2 separate regions of the Mus musculus genome follow, and region 1 is linked to region 2. The links are chromatin loops, found by intact Hi-C in ENCODE. Cell type or tissue: left cerebral cortex. All regions are shown on one strand. Each heading gives the region's core, and the rest is flanking DNA. Links, peaks and the distances in the headings are about the cores only. Region 1 holds the start of Gm11419 (a long non-coding RNA gene). Region 2 has its middle 83 kb from the start of Gm11418.

Region 1 (15,337 bases), core at 2,514-10,513, 300 kb after region 2:
GTCCATTTATCCCCAAGATCCTTTTTAGCAGCAATGTTCCATGCTTCTAAGAAGGAAAAGCATCATGTCAGGTCTACACAGAGGGAAGGTAAAGTATGTGATGCTTTGAAGACAGAAGACAAAGAGGAGAATTTAGATGGTGATATTGTGGAAGGAGACGGCTTCAGTTAACACAAAACTGGACTTTAAAGGTAAAGTAGCATTGAAAGACACAACGAGCTAGGGCACAAAAGAGAGAGAGAAAGGCCCATGAGCTAGGACAATGAGTAAATTAAGGGATAGACAGTAACCACTCACCCAGTGAGGCTCTGCTTGGTATTGGCAGGGTTGGGGAGACCTAACCTCTACTTGACATAATATTTGCAAAAGCTGTTTTGAGACTAGGCCTGGACTAGCTGGAATAGAGCTAGGTTGTGACAGCACAGGCCTAGTCTACTTGGATTATTGCTGCACCATAGGTCCTGCTTGATAGACAAGCACAAATATGGCACAGTGAGAAAAGCTATACCTGTGGTGCAGAGATTACCTGACCCATGTTAGAGGCCATAGCATGGTGTGTGTGCTTCCTGGAGGTGAATTGGAAAGTGTGAGAGACAACATGGAAGTCAAACCAGAGAATAAGAGACATTAGGGTACCCAGCAAAAGGAGAAGCCCTGAAAACATCGAGAACAGAGAACATAGCAGATGCCTGTACTCTGAAGTTGCTGTCACGGGCTGGAAGTTTAGGAAGAGTGGAGTCCAAAGAACCAGACTACAGATCAAGTTTATTTAGCAGTCCTTCTCAGAGCAAGCTACTCCCCCAGCTGAGCCTTGGGTGTTACTGGTCCCACTTCAGAGATGAGAAAACTGGAGCTAAGCAAACTAACACTAGTTCCCACCACACACACACACCCCACAGAGTTGGAATCCCAGTTCAGATGGTTTCTCAAATTCCACGTCTTCCAGATACATACTCCCATGTAGTGAGATATGATTAGACCCATGTGTCCTTGTCAAAAAACAAAACAAAACAAAACAAAGACACAACCTTTGTCGGCCTCAACCTCCACCATCTCTGTAATGTTATATGCTGTAGGGTAGTAAGATCCATTCAGTGAGAAAAGAAAACTGGGCCTTTCCTGAGAAAAATCTCACATTTAAAGAATAAATACTCACAATGATGGACAAGCTACACGGAAGGGTCGTTCCAGTTCCTGGACCTGAACACAGATGAACCCCAGTGTGATCAGGCAAAGGAGCAACATAAGGCCCTGTCACATGTTGATGACAAATGACAGGAATTCACCTGGCAGCAGTAGTCAGCTCCTGACAGGACCTCTACTCGAAGCGGCTCCCTCTCTAGACGATGAGTTTCACTTAGTGCTCCAGGCAGAGAAAGCAGTGCTCCCCTGCCATCTCCCTGCCCATGTCCTTGCAGCCTCCCTCATCAATCTGATCCCTGCAAACAGTGGAAGCAGGCAGAGCCCCTTACACATGCGCTCAGCATCTCATCTCATAGCCATGTGGCTGGCAAAGACATAAAAGGCTTCCTCACATAGTATCATGAATGCTCTTTCCTCCAACAACACCGCTGGTGAGGTCAATGTTAGATGAGCGAATGCCCATGTAGAAAGCATGCAAGAAGACAAAAAATAAAAAATAAAAAAAATAAAAAAACAAGGATGGCAAGGACTTCAAACCCATGCCTACCATGTTGGCCTTGGATTCGGGCCACAGAGTCACAACCTCTATCACCTCCTACCTCATCCCCTTTCTACTCTGGGTCACTAGGGTCAGCTTCTGTGAGTTAGAAGGCCCAGAATCAAATCTTTCTTCTGGTTCACCAGGGAGGAAACTCAAACCTCTCTGAAGCCAGACTGTTCCTGGGCAAAGGCTCAGAATGTATCTGCATAGGCAGGGAGCACGCCTGCTTACTCTGCACTCAGCATTCCACACCTGGCTTCCTGGGGACTTTGAGTCTCCGTGAACAGCCTTCGCTCACTCTGCTAGAATCACAGCTCATTCACTAATTAAAGGGTATTACACACTTCATTGCACAGCAGCTAAGAACTTGGAATAAGGAAGCTTGTGCTACAGCATTCACCCCGGAGATGATGTTCTGGGCTTTATAGGAAAACTGGATCCAGAAAAAGAGCTGTCCACCTGTGACATCCCCTCCCCCACACTTAAATTCTCTAATAAGTCAGTCATGGTTGCTTTGAGAAAGAAGGTAGGCACTGTGTCAAAACCCACAGCAGGGCTTGAAAGAAAGCCCACTAGAGAGGAATGGCTATTCCAGAGAGTGAAGGAAGGAAGAGGCTGGGAAACTGGCTTCTCCAACAGTGGCTCTAATAGTCTCACTGAGGATGTGAGAGCCCAAGTAAAGCTTGTCTATACCCAAGGCCCAAAGGACACAAAGGTACATCAGAGGTTCACTCCTTAGAGTGGGGTCTTGGACATGTCTCCTATCATATTATCCCCAGCAGAGGGTCAGCATGGGTGCCCACTGTCACCCGTTGTTGAGGATTATATTCTTAGCACCTACAGTGGGTGTCATCCTGACATCCTGAGCAGACAGAAGAGAACACCAAGGGCCAACATCTCTTCAATGCTTGGAGATGTTACACACAGAGGGGTCAGTCCAAGGGTGGGCATTCAAACAGATGAGTCTAAGACTTGCTAAGATTAACAGATAGTGTGTGCCACTAATTAAAGAATAGACCTTATCCGCAGGCAAATTCAGTGTTTCAGAGGATCAGAAGTCCCAGTTAGGATTTAAAACTGGACTTTTGGCTGCTTGGAATACTAGCAATTCAAATGATGAACCAAATATAAACAAGCAGCCTGAAATCAACAAGGCTCTACTTCTAAAGAGAACTGGGGTATGAGCAGAACTACCAGTCAGTCATGCCATCATGAGGAGTGTGAGGATGCTTAAAGACTCAGCCCAGGGTCTGCTGCCCAGTCTAACATCTCTGAGACACCCTGCATCTGCCATCTGTGGGTTTCATGTGTGTGCAGGCAGATAGAGGAAGAGCTGAGTGCACTCTTAAGCTACACAGTACAGCAATGACTCTGAGCGTTGCCAGGCACTAGAAAGCAAGGGCTGGAACACAGCAATGGTTTCGGGCTCCAAGAACGAGGCATTTTCTCTATTCTCCCCCCAAGGCCCCTCAGACATCATTTGTGCATGACGTATTTTAGGACCCTGTTTGTTCCTTTAAGAAGGGCTGGTAGCTTCCTTCTCCGGCTCAGACTGGCTTCATCTTTAGCAAACGCTGCCATAGGTTTGGCGATGCTCTTCCTTGGAATGTTTAAAAGGGATAATAATACAAAACGGCTCCCCCAGGAAACAGCTCTAGCACACAGGCTGTGAGAGGCAATGCCCCTGGCACTCTGGGCTCTTTCAGAATGAGATACAGCCAACAGCAAGTGCAAAGACTGAAGGCAGAGACTGGCTGGAGCATAAAGAGAACCTCAGAGTGAGAGGCAGGTGGCCCTGAGAGGGGGTGGGGAGGGCTGCACTATGGGAAAGGGGGGGATGTCTTAATGAGGCAGAACCCCCAGACAAGTGCTGACAACACAGTCCAGTTCTCTCGATGACTGCTGCACCTGCCATCCCCAAGTTGTCACTGTATTTAGGCTCAAGGCTCTGAGTCCCTGACACTCTCCTCCCCACTGCCCCAGGAAGCTATGGGGAAAGCAGACACAGTGCACTGCAGAAGGGTCCCACAGTTCCTGATACCCCAGACTTGCCTGGCAGTGTGGAAGAGCTGGCAGTTGCTGTCTGACCTGTTACACCAAGTTATGCCTAGCAGTTCACTAATTGGGATAAGAACCCTAGCGGCAACAGATCTGCTCCCGTCCTTCCCTCTCAGCCCCCTCTGGCAAACTCATCCTGAACATGAGCCACATCCCCTCCTCTTTACTCAACTCTACACTCCCCCCGCCCCAGGCTTTCCAATCCCACAGCTGCTCACCCCCCTCCTCCCTCCCTCCTCCCGCACCCACGTTGTGAGGCAATTGTACACAGAGAAAACGAGCCTTCGAGTTTCAAGCTAGAGCGCTCAGACAAGCCAGCCTCCGGGACCACCTCATCACATCTGTCTTCTCTCTGTCCGTCCTAGAAAGGAGCCTCTACCTGACTGGCCTCCCTACGGTAGTACCATGGACAGTTCCGTGGCTTCACCCTGCCTGCAGGAGGACCAGATGGAGCCTCCGGAGGCTCTTTTCCTCTCCACACAATTCAGGCAAGCAAAGGAAGGAAAGAACCTTCCACACCTCTGCAGCATCACCTGCTCAGTGAGCTCCCATGGACACGGGAGTCATTCAGACTGTCTGGGGCCCCACACCCCCTCCTGTGACAGCTTTAGCTCCAGCCCAGCCCACACGATGCAGACAGAGCCTGGTGCCACTTCCGAGCACAGATAAAGGGGAGAGAGAGAAGAAATGGAGAGGGAGACGAGAGAGAGAGAGAGAGAGAGAGAGAAAAAGAGAGAAGAGAGGCTGCCATCTCACCAATGACAAGATGTTTCTGTCACACGGTTCGGACATCAAGCATCCTGGACAATGGATAACCCAGGCCTCTTCCCTCTGACTGGGGGAAAGCCCAACTCAGCACACCTGGGGGAGTGACCCCCAACAGCGAGCCCCTGTAGCTCTCCAATCTGAAAGGACCACAGTACTCCATCTGACAGGTAACCTATTCTACAAATAGGTCCAACAACTCGAACCAGCTACCCTCTTGGCCTTCAGCTGGGTCTCCGCCCTCTCTCCTGCATAGCCGAGATCCCAAGACAAACAGAAGGCCACCAGCACACCACTTCTACTGAAGAGTGAACACAAGAGCAAACTGAAAGCCAAGTACTCACTGTGGTGAAGTCTTGATGCCCACACTCCTGCCCCTTGAACTTGCAGTAGAGCATCATATCCTTCAGGTCATGGCCTACCCGGTGCAGGAACTCCAGCATGCTGAACTGCTTCGGTTTGTAGTGTTTGAAGTTGGCCTTCTGTCGGAGGGCCTCCAGCACGGTGGGGTCCGCCAGATGCGGGTCAGGAATCTGCAAGTTGACATCCAACAGGGCCAGCAACTCCCCAGCGTGGTACAAGTCGTTGGTGGTAAGCCTGGAGAACCGGAAGCCATTGAGGTTGCAGAGGGTCACAGCTGGGAAGACCAGGCTCTGGGCCACCACTTCATCCACCTTGGTAACATGCTGATATGAGAAATAGTAGGATACTCTCTCCGAGCTCTCCACCAGCAGCAGGCCCAGAGATCCCACGAAGGCCACTGCCCAAAGCACACGCCGGATGGTCAGCGGCCCATACACGAAGATGTGGCGGATGCCATGGAGAGTAGAGGTGTTGGCGAAGATCTGGATGCTGGAAGGTTGCAGGCTGCCCTCGCTGGGGCTCTCCTTGAGGTCCATCGGGACCCTGTGCAGTTCTGCAACTGGCTTCAGGTTGATCAGATCTCAGGGAAGAGTTCCCAGTGCTCTGAATTCTGCTTAAACCTTGGCATTCAAGGCAGAGATCGCCAGGCAAGCATCAGGCCAGACACTGGGAGTTTATCCTGAGAGCCTGGCCACACGCTGACAGGGGTGAGTGTTTATATAAAACCCATTCAAACTCTAGCTCCTGATTTTTTCCAGGCGATAAGGAGGGCTGGTTTTATTTAGGGAGACACCAAGGTGATGTGGAAGGGATGTGGGTGGGAAGGGAGCGCTTAGCCAATGGAAATAAAGTCCTCCCCCCTACACACGCCACTAGAGACAAGATTAAAAGCGAGAGCGAGGGAGAAAATGCTTAAAACAAGTCGCTGAGCAGCTCGGATCCTGTTAACCAGCGCATAATGCCCCGTGTTAAGCATGGGGGGATGTCAGCTCAGCCACGCTGATGCAGTGCGGTGGGGCGCCGCGGCGCAGCATCCTAGCAGCCAACACGCTTAGCTTCTTCCCGGGATGTATGGGACCCTGGCCGCTGCTTCTCGCTGCCCGCCTCCATCCTCCCTTTCTCTTCTTTTCCGGCCTCCCTTTAGGGACAGAATTCCAATTGCGGGCTGCGGCTGCTGTTGCCGAGGGAGAGGACGCTGCGCTCCGCCTCCGAGAGAAGCAAGGATGCGGGGGTTTCTGTGGGCTCCTTGCTTCCAGCCTCCGGAGAAAGAGGAAGACCGTTGGGCTCAAAACGAGCCCTTCTCCCTGGCCTGCCTCTGGCAAGGCTGTTAGAAGGAGGAGAGGCTTGTGCAGGGGAGCAGGACCGATAGGGGTTGGGGACATGGAGAAAGTTTTTAGCCTTTTTTAAAAAATCTGCTGGGGGTCTTCTACTCCACGTAATGAGCTACTCCCAGAGGAAGGAGAACTTAACCCCCTATCCCCATGGATGGCAGGAAAGTGGATACTTAACTGCATGTGGCCAGTGAGATGCTGGCAAGGGGTTTTGCACCAATGTGGGCTCCAGGGTCACATCCATGAGGGGTCTCTATGGGAGAGATGATGAAAACGAAGGGAGCAATTTTAAAACCACGGGTCTCCCTCTGCAGGCTAGAGGGGGACACTTCAGAGTAGAGAGAAGCCCTTCTAGAGATAGAAAAATCAGTGTGCCCATAGGAACCCGAGAGAGAGAGAGAGAGAGAGAGAGAGAGAGAGAGAGAGAGAGAGAGAGAGAGCGCAACAAGTATCCCACCCCCACCCCCATATGTCTGCCAGGACTTTTTGTGTTTAACAAAGGAAGACAGCTGGGTGCCCTGTAGGACTGGTTTAATTCCATTCCTTTCAAGGTGTGTGTGTGTGTGTGTGTGTGTGTGTGTGTGTGTGTGTGTGTGTTCTGTCCCAGGATTTGCCAGATGGAATCACAGCTGGAGCTGTAGGTAGGAGAGAGAATGGGCTCTCTCTGTGTCTTCCACCTCCCTCTTCCTGAAAATCCCTTGTAAGTCAGGTCCCTGCTGGCTGATAGGTGTGGCTTGCTTGCCTGCCCCTTGCCAAGGATCAAGTGGCTGGCATCAGGGATAAATTCTCATCATAGTGAAAGGAATTAAAAGTTAGAGTAGCCAACTTGAGCCACTTGGCCAAGCTGGGACAGAGCCACATGGAGGCAAGTGTCTTGGAGAGCGAAGCTGGCATCTTCAGGGGATGCCAGGCTTAAAAAGGTGGAGAAAAGGGTGGCTTGGATCATCCTCTTCTAGGTTGATGGCCATTCTGCAATGATGTTATGACCCATCCAGCCTCCTGCTAAGCCAGATCCACTGAGACAGTTCCCAGAAAGCAGTCCGAGGTGACATGCGTGTGGAGCATGACCTCAGTAGTTTATCAGTCAGGAATGTTAAGACATGACAGAAGGCAAATGACCAAGACTGGATGGGAGGAGCTTTGTGCCTTTGCTAACCCAGAGTCCTGGTCTCAACAGGGCATAGGCTTGTAAACCAGGAGGACCAAAACCAAGTCGCCTCGAGAAGTGAATACTCTTGGTTTTATTGCCATCCAACAGATGAGAAAACTCAGGCCTGCCACAATGAACTGCTGTGTCCTAATCACAGGACCAGTGAAGTGAGAGCTGAGACGTCATCCTGGGTATGTCCACCTCTGAAGCAGGGTTTTAAAAGCAGGCCCAAATTTCCCCATCCCAAATTTAGGAAAGTGTTTCTACCCCCCTGCCCCTGCGCTATGTCTCCATATGTCACACAGAGACCACTTCCTCACATGTATAGATGCCCTGCCTTCTTTCTCTTGGTCAGACGACAACCCTTGTTGCTCTTACAATCTAGGCTTCTCATACGGAAGACTCCCTGATTCTTTTCACCAACCTTTGGCTCATCAGTCTAATTAATAAGCATTAAACTCCCCTTTAACTCTGCTACAGATACTACGTTGGCTTGGGGGAAACAAGGAGAATAAAATTCACATCCCACCATTGATCAACCTCATAGCTCAGGGAAGCGAAGGCTGTGCAGATGCACAGCTCTGTGCAACAGCTCTGATCTCATCAAATCTCATCTGTGTCCAGCTGGATACAATGGCTATAATTCCTGCCACATTCTGCCCCCTCCCCACCAACCATTACCTGTGCTAGGCTCTGTCACCTCCCCTCTTCTTCTCCTGGAGTCAGTTTCTCTCTGTTCAGACACATTTTTTCATGTGTGCAGACCCTACAGTAGATCTCATCACCCCACCCCAATATGTGCCCATTCATGCCTCTTTCACCCCATATCAGATTGGCAGTCACAAGCACGACGGGGCACATGGTGTATACTCATGCAGACCTGGGAGTTTGTGTCCCCCATCTGTTCTGCCTCCTTCTGCTCTGTGACCTTGGAGGAAGTGCCTAATGGGCTCTGAACTTTCATATCCCCTCTTCCACAGTAGTGGAGTTTTGGAATGGCAAAGGAATGAGATAAAGCTATGATGCGTTTATACAAGCTAGACACTTAGCAGTCAGCCACTCTCAGTCAATGCTGGGAGAAGGTGCTTTGTCGATGTTTGCTATTCTCTTTCAGGTGACTGGGGAACCATTTAAAGCTCACCAGGGTCTTATTTGCCTCAGGTACTGCATACCTGGAAGCCAAAGTCAAACATAATGCTGCCTTCTCTTCTGCTTCCTTTGCATGGCCCAAAGATGATCTCAGGGTCTCCTTAACTCTTGCAAACAGGGTAGGCACTATAGGATGGGTGGAAGACCAGAGGATAAAGGTACTTATTGTGGCTTTCATTGCAAGTCATTGGACTCTGTGCTGGGCTTTCTTGTGGATTTGTCATATGTCAAGAGCACCACTGAACCCATTTCACAGAAGAAACTGAGAAGGGCTACTTGTCCTGTGGTCTAATCGCTGAAAGCTGAAACAGGGAAGTCTGAGCTAGAGGAGACAGCCCACAGACCTGCACCAGATGCCAATGTATGCCACTGAAGCACTAGCACAGAACTGGAGGACCAGAGATGGACAGTGGTTTTACAGAGATGCCACCATACCATTCTCTGTACAGTGCTAGTTACTCCAAAAGATGGCTAATAAAAGTGTTCCTGCACGGCTCTTGTTAAGGGCCCTCTTTGGCTGGTAAGAATCTCTTGTAATTAACACTGTGGTTTGTGCACAAACGTTAGATATTGTCTTATTCTTTAAAATGCTTTTGTAGAGCTCAGTTGTTAAACATTTGCAGCATCAATCAAATCCCCATTACCTTTTCTTAGCTCTGGGGCATGTGCAGGGTCTTTCTAGGCAGACAGGCATCAGGTTTAGAGTAGGTCTACTTGGCCCAGTTTTTTAGGTGCTGCCCTAATTGTGTATAATTATGGTCTTTTTTGTGCACTTCGCAGCTAAACATTAAAAAAAGCTTTTCAGATAAATTCATGTGAAAATTGGGCAATTTAACCCCCTGTTAGCCCATAATCCTAGAGTTTTGCTCTGGAAAATCTGTTTATTTGCTTAAGAACAAATGAATGGATGTTTTTAATGAATCTCTCTCTGTTGCTGCTCTGAGGTACCAGGAGGGGGCGCTCTCTTCCCCAGGGCCTGCCCTAAATGTGACTCCCTTGGAGGCTTCTGGGCAGAGTGCAATTTTCTCTTGCTCCTGAAGACAGTGGCAGGCAGAGTTAGACAGGGTGGGCCCTGTAATCAGCTCCTAAGCTAATTTGCTACTTAACGTGTATTGGATACTGGCAGTGGCTGCCATCACCCATAATTAGAAAAAAAAATGTGTTCTTTTCTAACACGCAGATGGAATTATTAGTTCAAACTCCCATGTCTTTCTTGTGCAACTTTTCCTCCTGGTTCCTCATGGCAGTAAGAAAGGTTAACCCGAGCATAGCCCTGCAGCAGACTGGTTTATAAACAAACTCTTACAGCAACGAGTTTTATTTCTTCTCTTCTGTGAACTTTTAGCAAATAATTCTCTATGAAGGGCATACCAGGGAGAGATGTGAAGCAAAGCCACGCATTTAATGAGTCCTTTCTTTTATGTATTTATTTGTTTTATGCATATGGATGTTTTGCCTGTATATATGTGTACATGTGCAACATGTGTGTGCCTGGTGTCTTTGGAAGCAAGAAGAGGGTGTCAGATCCCCTAGGCCTGGAGTTCCAGACAGCTGTGAACCTCCATGTGGGTACTGAGAATCAAATCTGGGTCCTCTGGAAGAGCATCCATTGCTCTGAACGGATGAGCCATCTCTGGCTCCAAGAGAGTAGTTTCTTAAAACCATACTTACTGTTGCTTGCTCTCCAGGTGAAAACTAAAGAAACCTTTTCGAAAGAGTAGACCCATGGGACTTGGTTGCCAATTGGCCTGGCACTGGGATAGGTTTAATTTGCTGTGTTGCCTTAAGGAAACCATAGAACATCTCTGTGTTGTTTTCTTCATTTGTGCTAACTCATTCCTCGGACTTCCTGTTGTTGGTGGTGCTGCTGCTGCTACTATTGCTGCTGCTACAATTTGACACTGGCCTTGACCAAATCATAAATACCCAGCTAATGGGATAAAAATGAGCTGGAACCTGAAATTCTTGTCATTAACCCCATGTTACTATCTGCTGGAGTATGGATGAGGGTAGGGCCAGGGCACTGGGGGGATCACCTGTCACTTGTCAGACACAATCTTCCCCTCCCAATCGACTTTTCAGTTTCAGGGTCTGTAGAGCTGAGGCCCTGTGGGGCTGGCTGCCTTTGTAGGTGGTGAAGGGCAGCTTAAGACATCACGCAAGACCAACTGTGTGGGCCTGATAGAGGCTCTTGCTGTTTACCAGCCCTGCCAAACTGCTCTGTGCCATTTCCTGCCGCATTTCCCTCTGCCTAGAAAGACCCTGACAGCCGGTTCCCCTCTGCCCCCTCCCCAGCTGCTTGGCTGGTTGGGGGCTGTGTATTGAAACAGGTTGTAGGAATTCATGAAATCAATAGACACGTGATGAATTGGCTCCACTCTGCTGTCGAGGCTACGGAAGTGGGGACTCGTCCATTCTTATGGACCTGGGGCCTGTCCTGGGGAGGTAAAGGCTCTTCCAACCATGACTCTATCCCTTACTGCTCCCAGAGACTCAGCTGCTGTCACTGAACTGGAAAACGCCTGATGTCAGGCCTTGCACACCGGTTATTTCCAACTTCCTAATCTGTGCACGTGAGTGTAGCTGAGAGCTGGGGCTACTGAGGAATTGAAACCACCGCCTGTCTGCCCCCTCGGAGAGCAATTTTGCCTTCCCTGCATGTGTGAATGGACATCCAAGGCTTCCCTGCAAGCCCCTTTCCACTTTCCTGCCCCTGCCACCCTAACCACAGGATGGTGATAGCAAAAATAAACTGTGTAAACAGGAGGTGGGTACTCAGTAAGTAGCAGCTACTGTGAAAACAGCTATGTAGCTCACAACTTCAAACTGTGCCTTGCCCTTCAGGCACTTTTTTAATAAGCAAAAATCCGTTTCAAATGCACCCTTGCCTTGTAGTATGGAATTAGTACTTTTAACTCTGATTTTGTTTACTTTAACAAGACACATCTCCCTGTAACTGGACTCTCCTGGGTGGGCTGCCTTCCTCTCCACTACTCTCAAAGGAGGCTTTGGGACCATGTCTGACCACAGCTACTTTGATCCCGAAAGCCTTTAATCTAGAGCACCTGCTTAAAGGTATCCTCGCTCATATAAATAAAGCAAGCTCCAGCAGTAGGGAGGTACCCACATCAGGAGGCCCTGGTTTCTGATGTGATTTCAGGCTCCTTCACGGGGGAAGTAAGTCTATGCCACCCTTTGCTGTCCCCTCTCTGGCTTGTGTCTCAAAGCTTCCTTTCTTCATACTCATTGTACAGACCTTTTCCTAGTCTGTCTCTGCCTTTCTGTCCCCTGGGAAGAAAGTAGAAGAAAGAAACCATGACTATTTGTTTTCTCTCGGTCAGTTGATCCCTAGAGCCAATTGTCTCACGCACAAGGGGGAGTGGGGGGGGGAGCACAGACAGGTCTGAAGTCAACCATCCACAGCAGGTTTTCAACAAAAACTTTATTAGTACCACCTTGGCCATAGGTGAGCCAGCATTGTGTGTAGCGGAGAGGAGGTGTGGAGTCAGCTTCCACTGCTCTGAGTGGAGCTGCCTCTCCCCCTTGTGTTCTGCATGTGGGGTTGCAGCGGCTACTGAGCATCCTCTTTGCAGCCATAACTCTGCAGCACCTCCTGCACCCGTGTGTGTCCCACCCTGCCTGCCATCTTTATTCAGCACTCTGTACCCTGAAAAGCCCACAGGCATGCCCAAATCAGAAAGCACGGAGCCCCTGCACTTACTTGCATCCTGTATCTTCTGTGTAAGTAGTTGTGTTATTCGTGTCAAGTTGATTCATGTATTCTCTAGTTCTTTCAAACTGCCGAGTGAAAACAGCATAACGAAATGGGGATTTAAGAAAGCAGAGGTCAGGACTGCGAGGGAAAAAGGAGAAATACATCTCTGTTCAGCTTTATTTTTTTTTTCTGTAAGTCAACATGACTCCCGTTTTAAATTCATAATGTGGTAATGTAAAGATGCTACATGGGGAAGTAGCCCTATGGACCATCTAGAGAGCAATAGGGCTCCAAGAAATAAAGACAAAGCAAAGCGAAACAAGAGCCAAAAACATGATCTCAATTTTCATGAGGATCTTTCACCTGTTGGATGAGGTACTGGCTAACATCTCTTTTCTGTTCACACTTGATGACATACTCAAACAGACATTATCGCATCTGACTTCCATAGCAGAAGGAACTGTAGGCTCAGAGAGCTGAAGGGCCCTAAGCTCCAATTAACTCACTCCATTCCAGATTCCAGGTTGTTTGCACTCTGCTACTGTTGTTTCCTACTGCCCTCTCCCAACCCAAATTGGCTCCACAGAGCTTTGATTGAGAATGCTTGTGGACACAGCTCTAGGGGGAAGCCCATAAGAGATCAACAGGAAGCACTGGGGAGGGAGGGGGGAGATTGGAGATGGGAGATGAAGGTCTTAACCAGTTTGATGATCAGGCCTAAGATGACAATGTTCTTTCTATGACATCCCTGGGTCTGTCACAATAATAGGAGTCCCAGTTAAAGATCAGAAGAAACCACCCCACCCTTTCTTTGTGCGGATAGATGCACATGGGTGTGTCCTTGCTTTCCTGTCTGATGAAGTGATTGAGTTATTAAGGATCTACAGCTTATTAATTTGGGTCTGACTCCTTTGCTAGAGCAGTGTGGAAAGAGACCAGTGAGTGAAGGCATCCTCTCATTATTCAATACACTGTGGACACAGGGCTGTGCTTTTCGGAAGCCATGACATTGGGATGTGCTATTTCATTCTCTGCAGGTCAAATCCCATGGAAGGACAGAAACCTCTGTGCATCGGGAGATGTGTATCCTGGAGTCATGCACACACCTGCCCCCTTTTTTCCTTTTACCAGCAAGCAGACCAGGCTTAAAGGGGCAAGGTAATGAGACCACAGTCCCAACACTTGTGTAAGTGTGAACTTCAGATATGAGTCTAGGATGGCTAAGTCAGGCTGTTTCCCCATGCCTTTGGAGGCGTAGGGTGTATCTGTAAAGGTACAGGGCCTGGGTGGGAGGGACAGAAATCAGTAGGTTTACATCCAGGACCCAACACACACTGGTCATGTTACCTGAAGCATGCTACTTAACTTGCCTTGCTTTGCTCATCTGTAAGGTGGGGACAGTCAGCTCCAATGTCAAAGGATAGGTAGGTATAGGTAGCTAAGGTGGGAAGCCCACTAAGTAGCTAATAAAAGTTCTGTCCATGGTAGATGCCATTAGCCCAGCCACCATTATGGTTACTACTATTATGAAAGGAAGGTTTGGATGAGCTCCACCCTGTGCAACTTTGTTGGTTCCTCACCATACCTCCATGCAAACTGGGGAAGGCACAGCCATGAATCCAATACAAACACGAGACCACAGGGCAGTGGAGTTTAAATGTTCATAAATCAAGGTACATCTGGGTTCCAGGGGATAAGAACAGGGTTCTCATTTGCAATCAGTTTTGAGTGTAAAGGAGGTGGGTGGGAAAACTTTGCTTTGGACATTTGCCTCTTACAAAGCAATGCTGATGTATCAAGTGCTCTGCTAGGACATAATGCTCCTTAAGACATGTTTGCAAACTGGACTCCAGTTTTTAACTGTATCTAGTTGGATTTCTGTTTTCTCCCAGAGGCAACAGGATGCCTGCAGGCTCTTGCAGATATTTGGGGATGGCCTTCAGAGGCTCTGAAAATAGTCACCCTCACATGATCTGACTCAGAGATGGTCGCTCTTTTATTTTCAGTGTGATCTGTGAGGGTTGGAGCTCTGACTAGAGGGCTCATTACCCCCTCACTCCTCAGTGCCTCTTACTAGAGCCCCACCCTCCTTGAATGCTGGGCTCCTATAACTATGTATTTCCACCACTCCATAACCACACTTAGAAGCCAAGCTGTCAGCCAGCTCTTGGGTAGGACTAATTTCCCTGAGGGTGACAGAGCATGTCCCTTGTGTGGCTACAGCAGGAAAGCATGAAAGAGAGAGAAAGAGGAGCCAGGTACATGCTTTGCATGCAAGGAGCTGCCAGTTAGGCGATCAAGGCCAGGCTATGACACTTGAGGTCAGGTGTGTGGTAGAGCTGTACCTAAGCAAGAATGAGGGGACTCAGAGAAGAAATGACATCAGCTATACTGTCCCCATGCTGTGAGTTACAGCAGAGTGGTCTGTTATTGTGTCCAGACATCACCAGCTACATTCAGTGACACTCAGGTGCTGATAACTGTTTTAAGAATCCATTTGCATTGTGTGATTCAGTGAGAATTTCCCTACCTCAGCTCTGTTGATACTTTAGGCTGGCTAAGTCTATGGTACCTGGGATATTGGATATACTGTGAGGAGTTTCACAGCACCCCTCATGACAACAGTACTCACACCTCATTGCCTCAGTTGTACCAATAAAAAAAATTTCCCTGGAGGCAGCATCACCACCAGCTGGAAACCACTGAGGGATGCACCTAGCCTAGGGCTGGGCATATAATTATTATTCGTAGTACACAGCTGTCTCTTCTCTAATTGAGGTGCAAGTAGATTAAACCCTAGGTCCAAGGCCATACATCAAGGAAGGGCTGGGAAGGGTTGATCTGTTTCAGTCTTTGAGCTTGAATTCCTGCTTTGTCTGAGGCTGCTCAGTTATCCCACGGGTACTGGACTGGGAAAATGGCTCAGTTGGTAAAGTGCTCAGAATGCAAGCATGAGGACTCAAGTTCTAGTCCCCAGAATGACACTCCAGGTTGACCTCTGACCTCTTCACACACACACACACACACACACACACACACACACACACACACACACAGAGTCCATAGAAAGATGGACCCTTGACAGTGGTAATCCCTGACAAGGAGAGTTCTCTCATGAGTCA
Region 2 (15,337 bases), core at 4,857-12,856:
TATCCTGTTCTGGCTGGTTTTGTGTGTCAGAGTCATTAGAGAGAAAGGAACCTCCATTGAGAAAATGCCTCCCTGAGATACATACAGCTGTAAGGTGTTTTCTTAATTAGTGATCAATGGGGAAGGGCCTAGCTCATGGTGGGTGGTACCATCCTTTGGCTGGTGGTTCTGGGTTCTACAAGAAAGCAGGTTGAGCAAGCCATGATGAGCAAGCCAGTAAGCAGTGTCCCTCCATGGCCTCTGCATAGGCTCCTGCCTCCAGGTTCCAGTCCTGCTTGAGTTCCTGTCCTGACTTCCTCTGATGATAGATTGTGACCTGGAAGTATAATACAAATAAATCCTTCCCCCCATAAATTGCTTTTTGGTTATGGTGTTTCATCACAGTAATTAAAACCCCGACTAAGACATATCTGTTACTGTTTCACTTTTGATTTTCTGATGACATGCCACAGAATGTCCCTTATATGTTTATTCCCTTCCTTTCTTGGTCTAGTCTTGAATACATGGGTCATTGCGACCCTGAAACTAATTACTGACTTGAATCACAGCACAGGGTATACTCAGAGTCGAGTGAGCATGGAGGCAAAAGATACCCAGGTGACGTGGTTGCTTCTCAACAACTGGATCAGGAGATCGCATTGGAGCACGGCTTTCCAGGTGTCTCTCTCTCCTCTCTCTCTCTGTCTCTCTCTCTGTCTCTCTCTCTGTCTCTCTCTCTGTCTCTCTCTCTGTCTCTCTCTCTGTCTCTGTCTCTCTCTGTCCCCCCTCACTTTGTCCCTCTCTCTGTGTCTCTGTCTCTATGTCTCTGTCTCTGTCTCTCTCTCTCTCTCTCTCACTCTCACTCTCACACACACTTCTAAACACCACTGCATCTGTCTTGCTCCAGGTTGAATGGCACAGTGCCTTTTCTAGAACTACTTTGGAGTAGAGGGTATGGATATAAAACTGACATGAGCCTAGTCTTTTTCCTTACCTTTCCCACATTTAGTTACGAGGAAGTATATGTCCCTTATACACAGAGCTTGTGATCAGACATGGACATGGTCTTCTCAAATGCTGAGAACTGACATCTTTCAGAGGTTTGCATGATACGGCAGCAAACCCATTTCAGGGCTGCGGATACACCTCGGTCGGCAGGATCCTTGTCTAGCATACAAGAAGCCCTTGGTCAATCCCCAGGTCTAGATAAACTGAGCATCGTAGTGCACAATTGTCACCCCAGCATTGAGGAAATGGAGGCAGGAAGATTAGGAGATCAAGGTCAGTGTAGACTACATACTAAGTTCAAGGCCATCCTGAGTTTCACTAGATTCGTCAAAACAAATTAGCTTCAAAGCCCATGTACAGTTTGAGAAAGAGATGGTAGCCAGCATACCCTAGCTAGTAAGTGTGTCTGAGAACTTTATTCAGGGCATAAAGACTAATGGCTAGCTTGCTGCTTGTCCCTCTCCAAATTGCACACAGCAGGCATCACTAATTGATCACAGCACACCTGCTGAATCTGACATCCATCTTGGAATTCCTTTTGCTAATTCTGCTAATTCTGTCTCCACATCCACTTAGGAACTGAGCTCTTTTGGGGACCTGACACTTCTAGGGTGGAGAACCTGAGAAGGAAGAGATGTTATGTTCTTTAAGCCTTGACATTCATCAGCTTTTAAAAAAATTCTCACAGGTGAGTTAACTCCATGCATTTGTGAGAAAAAAAACACTTTCAGAACTCAGGTTGTGATATATTTTTAGAGCTCATTCATGGCTCATTAGGAGACAATTCACTGAGGGCAAAGGGTAGACAATGTTCTTGGCACTAGAACAAGCAGTCCTGAGCTATTTCTGGGAGGAGGGTGACTTGAAATTTCACAGAATTCAGAGGGGCTTCTGCAGGAGGACAAGATTAAACCTCTCAGTCTGATCTAGTGGTCCCACACCATGCTACACATTCAAGTCACATGCAGAATTTAATCTTAGCAGTTGGGAGGCAGAGGCAAATGGATCTCTGTGAGATAGAGGACAGCCTGGCCTACATAGAAAGTTCCAGGTTAGTCAGGGCCACATAGTTGGACCCTGCCACTAAACAACAATTACAACAACAACAACACTCAAAGCAAAATGAAAAAAAAAACAACCAAAATTGAAAATGCTCTTTAAAATGAGAGTGCCAAGAAGAGACCCACTCAGAGAGGGACAGGCATCAGGAGGTATCAGTAGTTCTCAAAAGTTACAAGTGACTCTAGGATGCAGTCAGTTCCGAGAACACTGCTCCAGAGACCACACTGGCTTACAGTGTGTGTAAAGCCTGCCTCCCTTCTCCTCAAAGATGACTCCAGAGCTTATCTGTTTCTTACAACACTGTCCATGAGACCATTTGAGTAGGTGTCATGACCCCGTGGGACAGACAGGGGAGCTAAGCCACAGAGGAATGGGCTAAAGTATCAAAGTTCAACTGTTGGGAGCAGCTGAGTCCTGGGGTCTTCTTGTGCACAGAAAGAGGCCTTGCCATGCTGGTGTAGGGAAAGCAAGGGGGACTGACTGACTGGGAAGTTCATGTAAAAATATAAGTAAGGGTGCACTGAAGGAGTGATATGCAGCCTTTAAAAACCACATATTGGAAGGCCAGTTTCTCAAACTTCACACATACACATGCCTGCACATCAGAATAGCAATTAAGTTGGTTAAAAAAAATCAACAATTCTCCTGCCCAGTCTCGAGATAGCCAGGAACATTCCCATGGAGGGAAGAGTGTGAAACACCAGCCTAAATGAAGGGGAACAGATTCATGTAACAATATTTTCACAGGCTAAGCCTCAAGGTTCAGCAGTTCATGTAATGAGATTATTCCAACCTGGAGGCCAATTGGAAAAGCAATTATAGAACATTAAGGCCCCATTGCTTAACTCCATGGCCCTGCTCACCTCATTCCTCCCCCAGTATCCATTACTCTGGACATCTTCTGTTTGAACACTGGGCCAGTAAGAAGCTGGTGCCTTGGCTCACAAGGACTGTAGATATTTCTAGGAAAGAAAGTCAGATAGAAGCTCACCCTTTGCTCAATGATCATTCAAACAAACAACTTCCCAGAGATAGATAGATAGATAGATAGATAGATAGATAGACAAATGTCTTTATGGTCCAGGTGTGACAGTCTCATTGAATACCCATCAGTTAATAGTAGTGTGCGCCTACTAGAACTAGTCCAGGAGCACTAAAAAATTGATGCTTCTGTTGTTCCCTCCCCTTATGTACTTTGCAGATATCACTAAGAGATTTCAGCACATATTCCTGCAGACTCTGTCCCAGGTCCTGGGATTCTCAATGATGCAGGGGGATTTGATTTTATACATACATCATAACATAAGGTCTGGACTGCTATGACTTGCTAGGGAAGTTTCCACTAAGCTGAGAATGGGAAAGGTGGAGGAACTTGTCCGAGACTATCGGCTAGGAAGGGGTACAGCTGGAATCAAACTTCAAGTCCAAAATCCTCGTATTAGCACTCCCTGTGTTCATGTTCTCTCTGACCTGCATTCTCCTGTACATGAGAATGGCTCCTAGCTCTGCTTATTCCTCATCCATCCACACCCATTTTCAGGTATTCACTACTTGGGAAAATCTGCATAGCTACCATCCTCCACTCTATGACAATTAGATATCCATATTTCCCCTTTTCTGTATTCCTGCCTCAGCCTGGACAAAAATCTCCATTATCACACAAAAACCTTCACTGCAAGGTCAAGTTTCTTACACAGCAGACAATATCATGAACGATTTACTGGATATGTTTTTTTTTTCTCCAAATATGTAGTGGCACTCTCGCCTCGACTGTCCCCTCTAGGTGATCATTGGGATGAGGGCAACCTGTTCAGCTGCTCTTGAGGTTATGTCAGTCACGACAGCAGTGCCACACAGGAGCAAATAAGGCCTTTTAAACTGCATCAGACTCTAGAGATCAGCAAGACAGCAGCTCTGCGGGAAAGGGCTCTTGGACTGTCAAGATCGGCACATGTCCAAGTCTAAGTGGGCCAAGAGGCTCTTTCAAGGCCATCTTTTCTACTGCCTATCAAGGAGCTGTGGGAGGAAGAGAACAGAATAATAAGGTGCTGGTGAACATTCTGGAGAGGCCAGAGGGGGTTTGGAGGGAACGTGTGCTCACTTCCAGGCTGGGCAGAGTTGCCTGACACAGAGAGCAGGATGCACTAACCTGTCCACATTTCTTCAGCACATGCTGGCAGCAGGAAGGTAACCCTGATGGATTCTGTGCAGAGAAGAGGACCTGAGTTGTACCGTCAAGATTTTAGGGTCCCATGGAGGCTTAGGAGAACTTCAGAAATAATTCCTATGTTTTCAAGAAGGTACTAGGATTAACTGAGAGAGCTTTGGGAGAGAGCACCACACTATGGTCTGATTAGATAAATATATTGGATCAGGTTTAGGTCAGAGTCCCTCTTCTTAGGATCCTTATTTGGGTCTTCTCAAAGTCACTGTGCCCTTCCTTCAAATGACATCTGGTTGAGTACGTCTTCTTGTCAGGACTTTTGGGACTTCCCAGTACTGGTCTTTGTTTGTTTGTTTGTTTGTTTTTTGTTTTTCGAGACAAGGTTTCTCTGTATAGCCCTGCCTGTCCTGGAACTCACTTTGTAGACCAGGCTGGCCTCGAACTCAGAAATCTGCTTGCCTCTGCCTCCTGAGTGCTGGGATTAAAGGCGTGCACCACCACGCCCGGCTCCCCAGTACTGAGCAGAGAGGGGCTCTGGCCTCCAGGTCTCAGAAAGGAAGGATGATGAACTGCTAATATTATTTCTAGCTGATACCCAAAGCAGTGGCATACATAGTGGGCAAACCCTGAGGATCTACCAGCTTAGTGTGTGGCAGAGTACTTTCCACAATGTTCCCACCATGGGAAACCTTTATAATATACTGACTGTTGGATGGTCATTGAAATGCATGAGGACATTGGTAGAGAAGAGGAGAAAGAGGGACACAGAGAACCAAAAGGCAGACAGCAAAGAGCTCAGGCTGGAGTGCTATCAGAAATGGGCTAGAAGAAATGTACCTTCTCAAAAGCTGACTCAGTTGAAAACGGGGGTTTAGCACTGATATCCATGATCCAAAAGAGAAAACAAAACAAAACAAAAAACAGTTTCCAGATTCAGCTTTTGATAAAAAAAAAAAACAAAATAAAACAAACATACAAAAACAAACCCCACAGCACCAAAGTATCATCACGAAGGCCATGTTTTAGGCACGCTGAAGTGAGATCCTCTTTACTACTGCTGAACTGAGGAGTGAGAAAGAAGTCCTATAGCTTTGGCTACATCACTCCTGCTTTTAAGAGGTGGTATTATCAGAGCAGCGGATAGTCTACCACCACACTGTGCTGAGAACCTCCTAGCTTTCTAAGTCTGGATGACTGGTAGGGCAGAGGAGAGAGGTGGGTGAGGTCTTCATGGGGACCCATTCTTGGTTTGCATTCTGCCGACTCTAACATTATTTTCAAGCAGCTATAGGTTTTTTTTTTCTCCAAATATGTAGTGGCACTCTCGCCTCGACTGTCCCCTCTAGGTGATCATTGGGATGAGGGCAACCTGTTCAGCTGCTCTTGAGGTTATGTCAGTCACGACAGCAGTGCCACACAGGAGCAAATAAGGCCTTTTAAACTGCATCAGACTCTAGAGATCAGCAAGACAGCAGCTCTGCGGGAAAGGGCTCTTGGACTGTCAAGATCGGCACATGTCCAAGTCTAAGTGGGCCAAGAGGCTCTTTCAAGGCCATCTTTTCTACTGCCTGTCAAGGAGCTGTGGGAGGAAGAGAACAGAATAATAAGGTGCTGGTGAACATTCTGGAGAGGCCAGAGGGGGTTTGGAGGGAACGTGTACCAGAGGGTACATTCAAAGGGGAATGTGGTCAGAAAGCATTGGGAATTGAGTGGAAAAATGAGAAATCCCAAATGTTGAATGCAAAATCCTCTCTGATCCGAGGGTAGAAGAGCAGAGGGATGGGGCTTCATCGCCATAATTTCTTCCTGAGAGACTGCTTCTCTGAAGATGCTGAGAGTTCAGCTGCAAGAATGAACCTCTCACTCCTACAAGCCTCTCACACATCAAGTCTCTGTAAGAAGCCAAGAGGAACTACTTCCTAAAGTGGCATTTTATAGATAATGGTGGTGGTGGTGGTGGTTGGTGGTAGTGATGGTGTGTGTATGTGTTCATAAAAAGAACTTCCCACTTTGCCTTCCAGTCCTCAGGGCTCTTAAGCAAATGTGAGCCAACAATCTATCACTCCAAGCAGCCTCTAATTTATTGATTGAATCCCCATAAATGCCAGCTAACAAGGTTGCCACAAAATAATGTCCCTATAAAAGACCTAGATGGCTTCTCCTGTGGGAATAAGGGTAGAGCTGCACTTTTTCATTGGGTATGCAAATGGAAGGTGGTGTCATTCTGAAAAATTCTACAACCTGCTGACTAAGCCAAAGTGGGTGGGAGGGAGTCTTTAGGATCGCAGATATAGGGACGAGGGTACAGCATGGTAATATTAATCACTCATGGGCTTCTATGAGAATTTTAAGGGAACTCACACAGATACACATAAACACATCAGACACATCTCTGTGCTAATGTCTTTGGTATGCTGATATGATCCTATAAATATCATGTTCATCTATGCCCCGGCATACATGTTGTCATTTCTTTAGTTTATTAACTGTTTGGGTTGACTTTCCCCTCTGCTCTTTTCAGCTCTATAGAGAGATCACGCAGAACAGCATTGCCCTTACAATGCTTCTTCATCTTACTTACAGAAGTGGAAACTGAGGCTTGCAAAGGAGCTATGTGTCTGGTCTACTAAATTATTCATTCTATAGACTTCACATTCAGTGCTTACAGAATGACAGGTCCAGGGCTAGGGTCATCTTCTATTGTGAAAAATAGAGATGGATAAGGCTACCAAAGTCCAAAGGATGCTATTGCACGGAGAAGAACGTATTTCAAGGGAAGCATTATCACACTGGGGAGAATGTTATTACATATGGCTGTGGGAACAGAGTGGAGAGGGCTCCCACACAGATGGAGGAAATGAGGGATGACTTTCAGAGCAGGTGATGGAGGAGTTACCTCCTGAGTTGGAGCTCCCCAAAGGACAGAGCTGAAGGTACGTGGGCAGATGGAGAGGGTTCTTTGATGCACTTCAATAGGCTGCTTTCCAAGGCACCTGCTCCTATTTCCAAATGTTCCAAAACATGGAAGTGTTTTTTTAAAAAGTAGAGGGGGAAAGGAGATGGATAATAAAAGTCAGAGATCACGGAGGGAGGGAAATGAGTGAAATCCACACTTTTTGTGCCCAACCTGTGGTGGTATGTTGTGTATCTGCTTAACCCCGTCAATATTCCAATCATTTCCATTGATAAAGAATTTTCTCCTACCACTTCTTTATAGTATTAAAGGGAATAGCCATTCATGTTCTCTATCCACGAGTTAGAGAGGGGCAGTTTCTCCCTTCAGACCACCCTTTTGCACCAGAGGCAAAACTCCCAATGGCCTACACTCATGCCAGGGCATTGAATGACATCCCTGGCAGAGTATATTAATGAAGCCTTTAACCAGTCTCTGAATTTGCTGAATCTTCATCTTCACTTGAAGCTAGACGAGGCTTGATTTTTAATTCACCTCACAGAGTCATAAAGCAAATCAGAAACATCAACTTCTGATAATCTTTCTGCAGGCTCTGCAAACCTGTGCCCTCGACATCAGCTGCTGAGCTGATGCTGGCCCAAGGGCAGCCTCCTTGCCACCCTCCCCTCCCCAGTGGAGGATGCTCCAACTAGGCTACAGAGCAGACTACACCAGAAGCTTTAAGAATAGTGATGCCCGCATCACCTCCCAGAGGAACTGATGTCACTGGGCTCTGGGCACAGAGTTTCTCAGAAACTGTCCGGCATTGTGGGCAGCTGGTCAGGGCACCCTTCCCCAAAGAGCATCCATCCCTAAAGTGCTCATGTGTCCTTTTGATGCTTGCCTGGTGTGATCTGCCTCTTTGTATTTCTAGGTTTTATTTGGGGTGGGTGGGGATCTCTGCAGCCTCAGGATCTCTGAGTCTCTCTCTCTCTCCTTGTTCATGTCTTGCTCTTCCCCCGCCTTCAGCTGTGCTGAATTCAGAGTGAGGAGGCAGCGCACAGCTTAGATGGGTGTGGCTGCCTACTTAGCAATGGCTTCCCTCTCAGGAAGAAGAATCATCAAAGGAATGCAAAGGCAATTTTGGAGACAGTAAATCCTTGGTTCAGATTTTAGCCTAGATCCTCACAGTCTCTAGAAACTCCGTGGGCCTCAGTCAGTTTCCAGTCTGTTGAGGGGGTTGGCATAGCTATTTATTTATGTCTGGGAAGCTCATCTAAAACCTAGTGACAATGCAGCACAAGCTGGTAAGCTCACTAGATGGATAAAAGCATATATACTATCAAGCCCGAGGACCTCAATTTGATCCCTAAGACCTGCTTGGCAAGAAGAGAAAAGCCACCCTTGAGAAGCATGCATGTGTTACAGGAGGCACAATCCCCATATACTCACACACATACATGTGTATAAATGAATAAATAAATGTAAAATCTTTTAACACGACACTACTTGTTGTTTATATTTTTAATTAAACTCTTCATTTTGCTTAAGAATCCAAAAGTTTGGCCTGACTCAGCAGGATTGTCCAATCTCTCCTCTGATCAATAGGGTACCCTGAAGGCTGTGGCACCATCAGAAACCTCCTTCAACTTCATGTCTGGTGTGTAGGCTGAACTCAGGGTTGGAACAACACATCTATATATTGACTTAAAACACTGAATGCGAGAAAAGGCTACATCTGTCTCACTCTAGCCTCTGAGGGTATGTAGACCCCTCCACTCCATTGTCTTCAAGGAAGTCACAAATGTCCTTTGGATTTAAGGGCTGAGAAAATAAGATTTTGAGAAGATCTGGTAGAGTTGGAATTATTGCAGCCACTTTGGAAGAATATAATCTTCCAACTGTGAATAGTAATATTCTACTATAAAATAGACTATTCTAATGATTAAAAATGCAACCTAGACTCTTCACCTAAACCAATTAGCTTATATTATTAACAAACTGTTTGCATTATCATATCACTGGCATCCCATAACAACTGTATAAAGCAGACATTATGGCTTCCTTTTACAGAACCAAATACTTGGTCTAGAAGACATCTTAGGCTATTTGTATAGTGAATTGCAAGCTGGGATTTTAAGTTCACTGTGGCTCTAAAGTACATGCAACCAGAATACTGTAGGAGTCATTTGGTAATTTCCAGGAGGTACACAATCACAACTAAGGTGAGGTTGGAGAGATCTTATAGGTCAAGTTTGAAGTGCTGCTAAATATGCTGCCCCTATACATAGGATGTCCCACAAGAAGGTGTGATCTAACCTATAGTCAGAAGAGCTAAGACAAGAAAGACAAGCTACCTCTAGATGGTGCTGTTACAATCACTACCAAGTAGACATTACTTGGTGCCATTCCCATCTCCTGCCCCTCCCTTCACCTGCCATTCCAGTTTTGTTGTTTTTGTTGTTGTTGTTTTGTTTTTCCTAGAAAGACCTCTGCAATGTATTTGCTCTAGTTTGGGATGAATCACAGTGCCTAGAACTGGGCATACTTTCCATGCCTTTTAGACTGCCTCATTACTGGGCATCTTCCAAGTAGGTTCAGCTTTCCTTAGGCAGAGCATCATGCTGATGGGGAGAGAATCTGTTAGGTCACATGTTACATGCTCTGCCTCTCAGTTTCAAGGAGGAAGGGAGCAAGGGGCTAGGTGCTAACCCCCATTCATATCTGCGATGATGCCCATACAATTTAGCCAGCAGTCAGGAGTATAAAAAGCACTTCAAGTTGACCTTTAGCTTAAAGGTCACCCTCTCCTCTTCTCTCAGCTGCTCATGGTCAAGCTGCCCAACGAACACAGCTCAGACCCATTAGAGCTCACAAGGATGCTGGGCGCCGCGTGAAGCCAGCCTCTGAGGGCTTGAGGAAAGTGTGACCATGGACGGGCAACCCATTTATGCTGAGACATAATTGCATTAATGGTCTTTACTGACGCTGCTGTTCTGGATATGACCAGTTTCTGGGGTGTCGAGCAGACAATCTACTTCCACTGGGGCCACGACCACATGTGCCAGCTAATTATACACCAGCTTGGCACAGGCTAGAGTCATCTTGGAGGAGGGAACCTCAAATTAGGAAATATGTCTACCAGACTGGCCTTTGAGTAAGTCTGTGGTGTCTTCTTTTGATTGATGATAGATGTGGGAGGGCTGACCCTGGGCTGGTGGTCCTGGGTCCTGTAAGAAAGTAACAGGAATCATCAACACCTGCAACACAGGATAGAAGCACAATGGACAGTGCCATCGTTGTTTCGTCTGGTGCTGAAGAAGCTGCAGATGGTCTGGAGAGAACCTGTCTGAGTCTCTAGGATCAGGGTTTGGAAAGCTAACAGTTACAGCTGAGAACTGCTGCCTCTCAATTCCCTTTGCCGCATACTCTCAAGGAACTCCAAATCTGTGTCCCACCTGAGCTGTGTCAGGTAAGAGGCAGTGAGAGAGACCTGAGCTGCCTAGTGTTAAAGCCACTTGTCACATGTGGTCCATGCAATTGCCCGATGTACATTAAATTCAAAAGCTGGTACTAGATTCACCTGTTGAATGATTTTTATTTGTGTGTGTGTGTGTGTGTGCGCCCACGTGCGTGCCGTGGAGGTGCACAGGAGTCCCCCAGAGGCCAGAAGGAGGTGTCAGATCCCTTAGCACTGGAGTTACAGGCAGTTGTGCACTGCCTAGCATGGGTGCTGAATATCAAACTCCAGTCCCTGCTCTTAACCACTGAGCTATTTCTCCAGCCCTTGTTGGATGATTTTTAGGATGTTTGTAAAGCTGCTGTTCCAGCTGTCACTTTTATGAAGTCTCCACGCACATCAGGTATTTCCCCTGGAAACCAAGTCGAGCCATGTAGAGAACCCAATTTTGAAGAGTGAGCACAGAAATGAATGCAAATGATTCCCATTAATAATTTCTCTTGAGTTGATTGCATTCATCATTAGCTGAAATTGATTACATGTTGACATATTTTGGATATGTTGGGCTAAATAAAATATGTTACTAAAAGCAATTTCACTCTTTCTTACTTCATTTAATGTGACTATTAGAAAATATAAAATACGTGACTGGCTTGCATCATAATTCTGTTGGCTAACTGGGATGTCTTTCACATAAGAAATTTGAAAGCTAGATCCCAGGCTGCCTCTAATATATAACAGTTCTGCCTACAGACCCACAGTGAGCTTTAGAGCAAACCCTTTGGATGAAGGAATTTGCTGAGGAAGTTCCCTTGTGTTTGTGTGTTTTGCCCCTTTAGGATTTAATAGGGAGAAACTGGGAGGATACTGGGTAGATATGGATGCTTTTAGACCCTAGTCAAATGCCATCTTAACCTCAATTCTGCAGCCATTTCTCAATCCTCTTGCACACAGCACTTTGTTTTCCCTTAACTGACTGCAAACTACTCTTTTTCTATCCCACCTCCCAGACATCTTGGCTAGTTGACTGTCTGCAGCGAGATGAGAGTTTTCAGTCTTGTTCAAAATACGTATCAAGCTGTAAGCAGAGCCTTCTCCTCCGTGTGCTTCCAGATGTGGGGAGATAATTTTAGGGCTTCCTCACAGCTTCTCTCAGTCTTTCCTAGAAGCAAGGCTCAGTCCATTTCTGAAGATTTTTGGCTTTCTGGGCTGGAGATGATAGGCAGATCTGGGAAGCCCTGAGTGTGCTCATCCCACAGAGAAGCCTGCGCAGTAAGGGCAGCAGAGACAACAGGTGTCTCTGCAAGTCAAACAAAGAACAGATGAGCTAGGCCCATTTCCCAAGGCGAATTTGCACAAGGCTCAGTGATATTTAACCAAATGTGGGAAGAGATTAGTACATCCTCTATCCATCCCCAAGTCAGGCTAGAAACATATCCATCAGCAAACTCATTTCCTCTTCAGGATTACCAGCCATGCTTACTCACAATGACTGATAAACAACAGCTCTGGCTGGCTTCATGTGTGTGCATCCTCTCTGGGAGAAAGTCCCTGAGAGGCTGCTAAGTCAATCGACATCAAGGTTTTCTCAGCGGGCAGCCTAATACCTGGGTTGGTTGTAGATACTCGGGTACTAGTTTTCTACCTGTCCAGGAAGGTGGAGAAACATAAAAGAAACATAGAATAGAGAATTAAATAAAACTAGGCTAGAATTCTGAACAGACCATTTACTAGCCACCTATCAGACCTGGCTGCAAGTTCTCTCTGAGCCTCAGTTTTATCATTTATATTAGATATGATCATATCTACCACCTGCATTTGTTTGTGAGAACACAGAACCAAGCATATAGCTAATGATCCATGAATGGCTATTCAGTTCTCCAAGCTATGATGATAATACCCACAACACCTGTCAATTGTCTTTGGAGCTCTGGGGAAATTTGAAACCACTAATTCTTCACATTCTTCATTTTTTATGTTATTGCAGTAAGGTAACTGAGGAAAATCCTCCCAGACTTTTCGACTTTTTAAAAAATTTCTAATATTCATGAACATGAAGGTAACTGCCCTCCCAGCTTCAGTGTCACATGGTGGGTCTGAGAGAGAAATGATGGGAATAAGCCCAGGTCCTGAACTAGCCAACAGTTACAGTCACTCTTGCTCTTCACCCCCATTTATTTTAACTTGTAGTGGAAAGGGACAGACACAAAAGAGGTGATGCTCTTTCCAGAGACAATTAAGCTTGGGGCATGGGGAATGGGTGGATGCTATTTCTTCCTAGGTTTACATAAGCTTTGGGAAACTCTCTACCCTTGCCTTGGATCATGGCAGGGAAGATGCTGCTTTCCTTCAGTTTCAGAGATGTTTCTGTTGCAAGCATCATGGTTGAAAATAGAATCTTTGATCATAAATGTAATCTTTTTAGCCATGAAATAGTTAGAATGCAATTTTCTTGAAAGAATTGAGCATAATTCTGATGCTTGCTTGAATGAAGATGTAGATGGATAGATAGATAGATAGATAGATAGATAGAAAGATAGATAGATAGATAGATAGACAGATGTATAGATAGATAGATAGATAGACAGATGTATAGGTAGATAGATAGATGTATAGGTAGATAAATAGGTTGTAGATAGATCGATAGACAGGTAGATAGATAGATAGTAGATAGATAGATAGATAGATAGATAGATAGATAGATAGATAGATCCCAGTTCAATTCTGAACTCTACCAGTGATTTATCAGCAACCTGAAGAAATACTGTCAGGTTTCCTGGAGACACAGATTAGAATTTACATTATTGACCCTTTATATTCTGCTGTCTAGCAGAAGAACTTCATTTCGTCCTGCTTTTTGTGAGATAATTGAGATTAGCAACTATATGTCCTTTATTTTGACATCTGTGTGTGTGTGTGTGTGTGTGTGTGAAGAGTCAGTAGCAGTTACAAGGAAGCGTCATAGAGTCAGATTCAAATGTCAGTTCCCATATTTAGTTGCCATTTGAATTTGAGCAAATCATGCAATGTCTTTAGTCCAGCATTGGTAACTGATAATACTAATGACATCTACCTGAGGGAATTGGGGAGAACAGTGATGAGGATTATGATCATGATGCTGATGACACTTATATGTCTGTCTGCCCGCCTATTGAACAGCACATTCTCTAATACATAAGTCCTTAGTTAACACTTGCTACTGCTGTTATATGATTCTGGAACTCGGCTAAATTTTCCACATACTTGATCTTCCTGCATCCATTGTCTCCTTCCTTATAAAGTGTGACAATAAATAATATACAGTTTGAGGAGCCTTGCTTTTGTGTCTTTAGGCAGCAAGTAGGGAAATCAGTACGAGAGGAGCCTGAAACAATAGGCTGAACTTGGCTATTGGAAGTGGCACTGGAAGGGAGTGTACCCTTTGTGGACTAGATGAAGGAGATGGCCACCAAGGGTCCCTCAGATCAGCAGAGATGCACACTTATCACATTCTCCTAAAGGAAAGTCTGACTAAAGCATCTTTACCCCTGGATGAGAAAGGCCCCTTTTGTTCCCACAGAGCTGCAAGACACACTCTCTACCATTAGAGTAGGGGACACTGCGCACCTCTCAAGACCCTCCATTTGCTCTGACTGACTGTTCACAGTCACCCTCTCTCTATCCCCTCCTTCTCCATCAGTTTTATAATTTCATAGTAGAGGTTTTTTTGGGGGGAGTTTCATAAACGTTGAAAGATTGCAAAAGAATAAAGGCTAACATGTCTTCTGAGTCTGCTGAGCCAAAAAGAGAGCCACAGAAGAACACTACCCTTTCATCCCAGAAGGCAGCTATATCGAAATGCACCAGTGAATACCCATCCATTGGAGATGCGCTCTAGTCCTTTAAATAAAAGACTTCTAAGGTAAATTTCTGTTGTTCCCTCCACTTTGGTAATAGATATGTCTAATTAAATACTTGAAAATCCATTTAATTTTTAATTCAGGAAGTCACTCATGATTGAAGCAATTTAAACAACTCAAGGAAAACCTCAACTCTCAACAAAACGCCATTAAGTACACGGATACTTTAATGGTACATTAAGTAATGCTGAATTATAATGGGTCTCTGCAGAGGTGTCCAGTCCATATGGTAATTCCCTTTGGGGGAACCTAAGCTTTTAGCTTTAAATGATAAGTTCAGTTGATTAGATGGGCGAAATGCAGTTAGTAAGGTTACCATTCACTTTTCCCTGCAGAGAGAGAACATTTGTCTTGGACATCCTGGAGACACGGTGGTCCAAAAGAGAGTGCAAAAGTATAGCCTCTTTTCAGTCCCCCCCCCTGCCCCCAAGCCTAGCTATGACCACTTCCATGGTATGTGATAAACGAGACAGAAAGCGCTCTCTTTCTTTGGATGTTCAGTCGGTTTCTATAATCAGAATTCTACTGACTCCAACTCCCAGCCTCCAACTATGGTTAGGAGCCAATAGCCTGACCTTTGAGTTTATTAGCTCTGATTTCCCTTGGTGAAGATGGACTCATGGCGCTGGAAGAATGCTAGTAACATAAGGGTTCACATAAGCCATTTTCTTCATTTTACTAGTATGAAAAAGGCACATATATCCCCACCCCAGGATGCAGAGCTAGCTAGGAGGAAAGAAAGAATGCAGTGTGAGTCACTGTCCTGGCATTCATTCATTCTTTCTACTATGCATCATTACTTCAATGCTTCAAAATGCCGCAGAGAGTGTAAATTGGACTAGATGATTTTGATGGTATAACACTGGGATGGG

What was found. A loop is a pair of places that touch in the nucleus more often than their neighbours do. Peaks named below come from ENCODE experiments on the same cell type or tissue, not always from the same donor. Only the 100,000 strongest peaks of a DNase experiment are listed, where the experiment ranks them.
Region 1: a loop joins it to region 2, with 5 times the contacts of the local background. A loop is called at or near these places in 2 of 42 quality-filtered maps.

Annotation. Positions count from the first base shown.
Region 1 is chr11:81,962,779-81,978,115 of GRCm38, forward strand. It overlaps Gm11419 (a long non-coding RNA gene), which reads left to right and starts at 5,447. Exons shown (of 6, transcript XR_003949730.1): 1 at 5,447-5,577; 2 at 6,015-13,401. It also overlaps a transcript of Asic2 not described here. In left cerebral cortex, for the core only: CTCF peaks have their summits at 6,492 (motif pointing left) and 9,458 (motif pointing right); DNase peaks (open chromatin) are centred at 3,093, 3,428, 4,046, 4,289 and 3 more places; H3K4me3 peaks cover 3,958 bases; H3K27ac peaks cover 3,625 bases.
Region 2 is chr11:81,662,445-81,677,781 of GRCm38, forward strand. It overlaps a transcript of Asic2 not described here. Among named protein-coding and RNA genes, the nearest start is that of Gm11418, 83 kb to the left of the region's middle. In left cerebral cortex, for the core only: a CTCF peak has its summit at 9,458 (motif pointing right); DNase peaks (open chromatin) are centred at 7,128 and 8,206; H3K27ac peaks cover 339 bases.